Linked DNA regions of Homo sapiens: regions 1 and 2 are each linked to region 3. The links are chromatin loops, found by intact Hi-C in ENCODE. Cell type or tissue: MCF 10A. All regions are shown on one strand.

The links. A loop is a pair of places that touch in the nucleus more often than their neighbours do. Peaks named below come from ENCODE experiments on the same cell type or tissue, not always from the same donor. Only the 100,000 strongest peaks of a DNase experiment are listed, where the experiment ranks them.
Region 1: a loop joins it to region 3, with 3 times the contacts of the local background. A loop is called at or near these places in 1 of 110 quality-filtered maps.
Region 2: a loop joins it to region 3, with 2.9 times the contacts of the local background. A loop is called at or near these places in 1 of 110 quality-filtered maps.

The regions. Positions count from the first base shown.
Region 1 is chr13:74,929,629-74,932,128 of GRCh38, reverse strand. No RefSeq gene overlaps it. Among named protein-coding and RNA genes, the nearest start is that of LINC01078, 310 kb to the left of the region's middle. In MCF 10A, no CTCF peak of the experiment used is centred here; a DNase peak (open chromatin) is centred at 1,508.
Region 2 is chr13:74,289,452-74,291,951 of GRCh38, reverse strand. All of the region lies in intron 1 of LOC105370259 (a long non-coding RNA gene), which reads right to left. It also overlaps a transcript of KLF12 not described here. Among named protein-coding and RNA genes, the nearest start is that of LINC00402, 59 kb to the right of the region's middle. In MCF 10A, no CTCF peak of the experiment used is centred here; a DNase peak (open chromatin) is centred at 1,381.
Region 3 is chr13:74,771,114-74,773,613 of GRCh38, reverse strand. No RefSeq gene overlaps it. Among named protein-coding and RNA genes, the nearest start is that of LINC00347, 220 kb to the right of the region's middle. In MCF 10A, no CTCF peak of the experiment used is centred here; a DNase peak (open chromatin) is centred at 1,383.

The DNA of each region.
Region 1 (2,500 bases), 160 kb before region 3:
CTGTTGTTTTGTTTGCTGCTATCAGTATCCAATTGCTTCCCTAATTGTTTAAATTGTTTACCACTATGACCTCATTTTATTTATTTTTTATTTTTTATTTTATTTATTTTTTTAAGGAAGGTTGCCTCCAGACAGGAGTTCCTATACTCTGTTTCCAATTAAGTCAGCTCCCTCAGGCAGTGCTGTGGAGCTGGCAGTCCTCAAGTCTGGCTTTCCCCAGAGCAGAAGCTCTGCTCATTGTGCTGGAGCTAAGTGCATGGATGGGATGAGATACAGTCTGCTTCTCCCAGACTGACTCCTTTACCCTAAGTTGGAGCTAGGCAGTATGGTAGTCCCTATTTTCCTTTGGAAGAGTATGGAACTTCTACCCTATAAGCATGGCAATAGAAGCCTTAAGTCTCTTTGGCCTACAGTTCATGGCTTGCAGTGTCTGACCAGGAAAAAGCCTTCACCCTATGAGTGAGAGCTGGGCAGAGAGCTATCTTAGCTGAACCCTTCTGGAGTAGATTATATGGAACATAGATCTTGAAGGAGGTTATAAGGGAGCCTTATCTGCCCCTCCCAGAGTGAAACCATTGCCCTACAGCTGAGAGGTAATGGAGGGAGTAGGGTGAAAAATGCCACCCTCTTCTTGGCCTTGCCTGCCTAAAATAAACCTGCAACACTGACTAAAAGTTGGGAGTGGTGATGACAGCAGTTTCTGGCTCAAGTGCCACAGACTACCACTGTTCTTACTGAAATTCTGAAGTTTTTTTTTTTTTTATAAATGCTTCTCAACTTATTGCCTCTTCTTAGCTCAATTTCCAGAGACATTATTAAATAATTTTATTTTTGGTAATTTGTGCCAGTTTAGTGATTCCTTTATTAGAAGGTCTGCAATCTCACACAGCCAACGTCTCATTTCTCTCTCTCTCTCTCTCTCTCTCTCTCTCTCTCTCTCTGTGTGTGTGTGTGTGTGTGTGTGTGTGTGTTTGTATATATATATTTCTGTATAATTCTACCCTTCTGAGTCTATGGCTGGAAATCAGAACTTTCACTTCTCACCTCCTTTCTTTAACCTTCCTTAGCTCTCCTTACAAACATAGAAGGGTTGCTACAGCCTCTTCTATTAGTGTAGCATTACCCTTATAATAAAGACATAAAGGGAAGTTTCTAGAATTAAAAGCAAACATGTCTTTCAAGATGACTGTCATGGGCTTACTTTCTAAAAAGAAAGTTCAGTTTGACTATTAAAGATGAGCAGTATTGTTGTTCTAGTCTGGTAAATCACTTTCTCATAAAGCACGGAAATGCTTCTGTTCAACAAATTGGGAATCGCAGGATATCATGATTTAAGTTGAATTAATCACAGGATACTATGATTTAAATTTTAACTATAGCAGAATAATGACGTTGGCTTAGATAAAATAATAGGCAGATTAATTTTAGCTGAGGAGGTGGAAGATGATTTGGAAATGAACTGTGCCAGCAGTGAGTAGATGACTCACTTTGATGCTCCAGATCTATAAAAAGCCCAACTCCTGATTCAGTTGGCTGATCAACAACAGTTGAGTGACTCAGGAGGAGTAATCATTAGAGGAAGAATGGTGGGGCAGATTGACTAAAGAAAGGCTGACCCATATCATAACATGACATGTCATCTGCTTTTAAGCCCACTGTGTTAATTAGGGGCACTATTATTCCCCAGCCACATAAAATTGAAAAGCAAATCACTTAAATGTTCTTATTATATAATATTTGAAGCATATAAGAGCATGTATGTTTGGTAAGAAGCATTCTTATAAAATTAACATGCATGCATCCACCATATTTAATAATAAAAACATTACCATTAGCTTTGCATATACCTTTATGCTACCCCCATGAGTAAATAGATTGCTGAATTTTATTTGTATTTATTTGGCTTTTAGATTTTCTGTTTAATTTTTACAAAAAAGGAAACATTTACAGCCTTCTATGACTTAATTTTTTATAACTCAAATTACTTTTATAAGCATTATGTTATAGGTAGCTGTAGGTCATTTAAAAATATTTTAATTATTTTTGAAATATAATTCACATACTATAAAATTCACCTGTTTAAAGAACACATTAATTGGTTTTTAGAAAATTCTAAAGATTGTGCAATCATCATGACTATATAATTTCAGAATATTTTCACCACAAAAAGAAACCCATACTCTTTGCAGTCACTCCCAATTTCCTCCTTTTCCCAGCTCGTGGCGACTACTTTTTGTTTCTATGTATTTTCCTATTCAAACATTCCATTTTGTTTCTGTATTGTTTTATGAATCAGTACTTAATTTCTTCTTACAGTTGAATAATATTCCATTATATGGATACACCATATTTGTTCATTTATCAGTTGATGGACATTTGAGTTTTTCTACTTTTTGCCTATTTTGAGTAATGTTTTTGCAAACATTCATGTTCAAGTTTTTGTGTAAACATATGGCTTTAATTATCTTGGGTGTTCCTAAGAGTAGAATTTCCGGGTCAT
Region 2 (2,500 bases), 480 kb after region 3:
TTACAACATCTAGCTAACCTGTGATCAGACTCTGCAAACAATAAGTTCTGATACACAGCTGAGAAGACATTTTGATTTCAAAAATAGTTGATATTAGCTACTGAATTTGAGGTATGGGTGCCCAAAATATCTGGTGCTTTCTACCTCTTCCTAATTTACATCATCTTTGCTGATTTGTGTGCCTGCTTTTCCAGATTTCTCTCACTAAGGTGTAGATACATATATGTATATCCAGTCAGGGAGGTCTATTCCATATATAGTCATCCTTTCTCATCTCATTCTCCTACACATGAACACTTTCTAGTCTTTTTCTGCCGGTTAAAATCCAGTTGCTCCTTTAATGCCCTGCCCTTCTCACTGGAGCATTTAATATACAGCCCTGCCTGTGGACTGGATTAACCTTCGCCATATATGTTCTGCTTCGCCAACTGACAATGAACAGACTGACCTTGTTGTCTATATCTCTGAGGATGTGACTTTGCCCAGAGAGCCATGCTTGGGGCCTCACTTGCCACCACAGATGATGAGACTTTTGAGCCTCAGCTTAAGATCACTACCAACACTTCTTCCTGGCCTCCCAATCACACTTGCATCTCATGCTGACCAGAACATTTATTTGAATGTTTCAGTTAGTTGAATAATTCCTAACTCATGCACAACTGATTTATCTAACTGTCAGCTTCATTATAAGGTAGTGTAGTTTTCAAACCTATTTATAGGCATTTCCTCAGAAAAGCCCAGGAATCTGAGTGACCTGAAGCACACATTTAATGGCACAAAACCCTAACTGATTTAAAAATAAAACCCACTTAGGACAAAAATAAACCAGGTAGGTTTTCCCTCCTCCAATGCCCTGTATCCTACAAACTGGTAAATTTTAGATCTAGTTCTTTTTAAGAAAGCTCTGCTCACTGGGGCAAAAAATTGTTGTTGTAGAATAAGTGGAATAAGTTTGTTTTCAGTTAGGCCAGTGGGACAATATTCAGCTAAGCATACTCTTTCTAGAAACACTTCAGTGAAAGTTCTGTCCAACTGTTTGTTTGTTCATTTATTTTAACAAAAAACAGACTTTTCCTATGTTGCGTTTGCTGTGCAAACGGAGCTAGCATCCAATGGCATGTAAATCAGGTATAAATTATAAAGGTTTTTATATTTGTCTTCAGGACAACAACGTTTAAAATACTCTGCCTTCTCCAACAGTTTGTTGAAGTGCAGAAGCTGAAAAAATTCTGGGCTTGTAAAGAAACTGCAATGCCTAAAACTCTCCAGAAGTACTCAGAATGACAGGGCTCTTAACCAATAATACGTGAGATTCACGGAACACATTGTCACTACTCAGCAAATAATAAGAGGCAGGTATAAGTATGACATCATTGAAATACAGTCTCATTGGCGGTTCCTCTGTGTGCTGGTTACTGCTCTATTTGTGGAAGCAGCAGCCTTATTCAAATTAACCTTTTCACGCAGAGGGGTGGAGGGAGGTAGTGAGTAATATGCGGCAGTCTTTTCCCTGAAGGTGATGTGCTCTCAAATTCGCTTTGCATTGCCTTTGAGCAGACAAAATAAAAATAAATTCAGCTGTGGCAGTGTTTCACAGGGATAATAGCTGCTGGAATTAGATCAGGTCAGTGGAAAGGAATGAAAAAGAATCTGTGGCTGAGTTCAAGCAAATTTCTGAATTTTATTCTAGCTTTTATTCTTTCCCCCTTATTATTTCTCCGTGTCTCATTCGTGGTGTCAACGGCTGCAGAGACTAAACTTGGAATCCCTCCAATTGGCCATTTGAGAGGGAAATTTCTTTGAATATTAATACCTCTAGCCCATGCTGTCTGGGGGTCTAGCAGACAGGTCAGATTAATGGATGGTTTTCTGGCATTGTACAAATACTCAGGAGTATGAAGCTGATGAGATAATTTAATCACATTTACTGTAGTCTGTGAGGAACTGTCATCCTGTATCCTGTTACTGTTATATAATATAGGGCCTCCAGCTACATCAAGGATACACAAGAGAGCCCACTCAAGTTTTTAACTCTTAGGATTTTGTTTTAACTTATGAGGGCTCCGATATAAGGTGGCTGTCCTTTAATGATATATCTCTTCCTTTCCCAGTTTAGTTTCTGGGACTTCACACAACTTTGCCTAAATAAAATGCTTTGGGTCTTTGGCCTTATTTTATTTTCTCTCTTTAAACTTCTGTTTCACTGTCTATTGTCATCTGTCAAAATCATTCTATATAGAATGTAAAATTTTGAATCCTGCTGTAGAGTATATTTGCCTTGGTCATTTCCTGTTTGGGGAATTTATTTACATTTTTTCCCTTCCCTTATTACCTATTACTTTCTACCTCAAAATTTCTCTACTTGTCAAAGACAAATAAAATGATGGAAATGACAAAAGAATACAGAATGTTGACTATAAATCTGTCAACTCTGCCATAATATGGAGTTGGGCCGAAATGGCTGTATTTCAGGTAAGAAACAAGTTGCTGCCTGCATGTA
Region 3 (2,500 bases):
CTCTAATTTTGTGTGTTGCCAAGTAAAGTTCGACCTGCAATAAGCATAAGGAAAAATATTCTCTCATAATGTTTAGCTGAATTTATAGAAGATAGTGAAGATGCAACTCTATTTTTGTCACACTGTGATGCAATAGCATTTTGCATTTCCTTAAATAAATGCCAAAAATATGAGGCACATGATAGAGGATCCCAAAGGATGCAAAATCTCTCCTGGCAGACACTGAGGAAAGATAAAATTAAAACAAGGCAACTGATTAACCTTGACTGGTTTATAGCTAGAATAAAATTAGAGAAATGTTTGAATAAAAGCACACTCCTCTTTTTTATTTTATTTTCTTGAGGCAGTGTCTTGCTCTGTTTTCCAGACTGGAGTGCAGTGCAGTTGTGCGAACACGACTCACGGCAGCCTCTACCTCCTGGCTCAAGCAATCTTCCCACCTCAGCCTCCTCAGTAGCTGGGATCACAATGCAGGCCACCACAATGGCTAATTATTGTTATTTTTTGTGTGTGGAGATGGGGTCTTGCTATGTCACCCAGGCTAGGCTTGAACTCCTGGGCTCAAGCAATCCTCCTGCCTCAACCTCCTAACATGTTGGGGTTACAGGCATGAGCCACTGCGCCCAACCTCTTAATTTTTAATTGTATGGAGTTATGGTCATTTCAGAACCTTCAATTTTCAAGAATAATATTTTTCATATCTTCCTTTCCTCATTCTCTTGTAACTTCCTTTGAACTTTTTCTACAGAAGTCTTGTTTTCTGCACAGTTTATAATTTTCATGATAAAGCAGAAACAAAGACTTGAAGAAGACACTTGCCTAAATTTAAGGTGGGAGATTCAGATACACGTTTGCAAAGCAATATTTTGTATTCCCAAAGAAAAGGCAAACCTGACACTGGAGGAAGGGGAAGAACAAAGCAGAGGAGTTACTCACTCTGCAGAGGAAGAAGCAAAAACATGATTCCTAACAGTTGGAGGAAAGGGAAGGATTGTTTCTTGCATAGATCCAGGAGCAGAGGGAAAACGACTCATAGCAAATACTGTAAAATTAAAGAAAGTTGAACCAAATGGTTACAATGTTTGAGTTCACACTTAGATGAGGGTGGGTCCTTCGGGCCTGGCATGATAGTGGTAGGAAAAACAGAAGTGAGAGAACCCTAAAGAGCAGGTTATCTTGGAGATAGAGGAATGTTGCCATTAGTGTATTGAACTGCTTAGAATGTGTTTCCTCTAAGAACTTGGAGGATTCAACAGATATTTATCAGGCATTTTTCAGGCTCCTGAGCTGCTATGATAGGGCAGAGACTGGCACAAGGATGAGACACAGTCGTCCCTGACCTTGAAGAATCGAATGAGTCCTAGGTTGTGAAATTTGTTTTAATAAGAACAATTTCATCTCAGAAGTTAAAGTCAGATGATTCACAGTAAAGAAATTTATCTAGACCATAGACTATTTCAAATAAAATGAAAGTCATTCTTTGCAGACATCATCATTGACCACAACATGGTCCTTGTAATATATTTTGTTACTCTGCCATCCTCTGGTAATCTGAACTGTAAAACCAGTTATAGCTAGTGGCAGGCAAGATCATCGTCTACTAATAAATACTAATATTTTTCTAGATACAGGCAAACAGAAAATGACAATAGAAAAAATATTCTTTAAGAATATGAAGAGCATATATTTAACAGGAAGCAATACGTGGCTTTGTAAAATACCAGACTTCCCAGGAAGCAATACTAAAGATATTCATACTAATTAGATATTTTATGGAATGATGTTGTTTGCCCAAGGATGAGAAAAACAACCATCCTGTCTTGAAAACAGACTAGCACTAGAGAGAAACAAAGCCTTACGCCTGGAACTGCATATAATGGCATGATACTGTTACCAAAACTTTCTATTTCTATTCAGAACTGAAATTTAATTCTGACTGTCGCATGCTGTGGGAACTATAGACTAAGCCAAAATCCAGTCATGATCTTCGAGAAACTTCTACTGTCATTTATTTATCAAATAGACTAGAGGTTAAGGCAAAGCACTTTGCAATAAGAGAGAAAAATGTTAGAGACATAAAGAGAAAACAGGACTGCTATCATAGATTTTTTAATAGTTTAGTAAGTAATAATAATCTGATTTGTCATAGTGCTTTATTTTTTAATACTTCTACATTTAATAACTCATTTGATGAGGGACAAAGCAGTGTAATAAAATGAATTCAGGTTTTGAGCCCCAGCTCTATGGACCTTGGGAAAATAACTTAAAGCCTTCTGAACATCATTTTCTTCCTCTGTAAATGTGGAATATAACCTTGAGCACAGAATTGTAATGAGGATTAAATGGGATAATTAATGTTAAGTGCTTATTTCAGAGCATGCTATTAAGTCTTCAATAACCATCAAATGTCATTCTCCTCATCATCCTCATTGCCATATCATCATCTTCTTCCTCTTCATCATCATCCTCATCATCATTGGGGTGTTATGAGGATAATCAT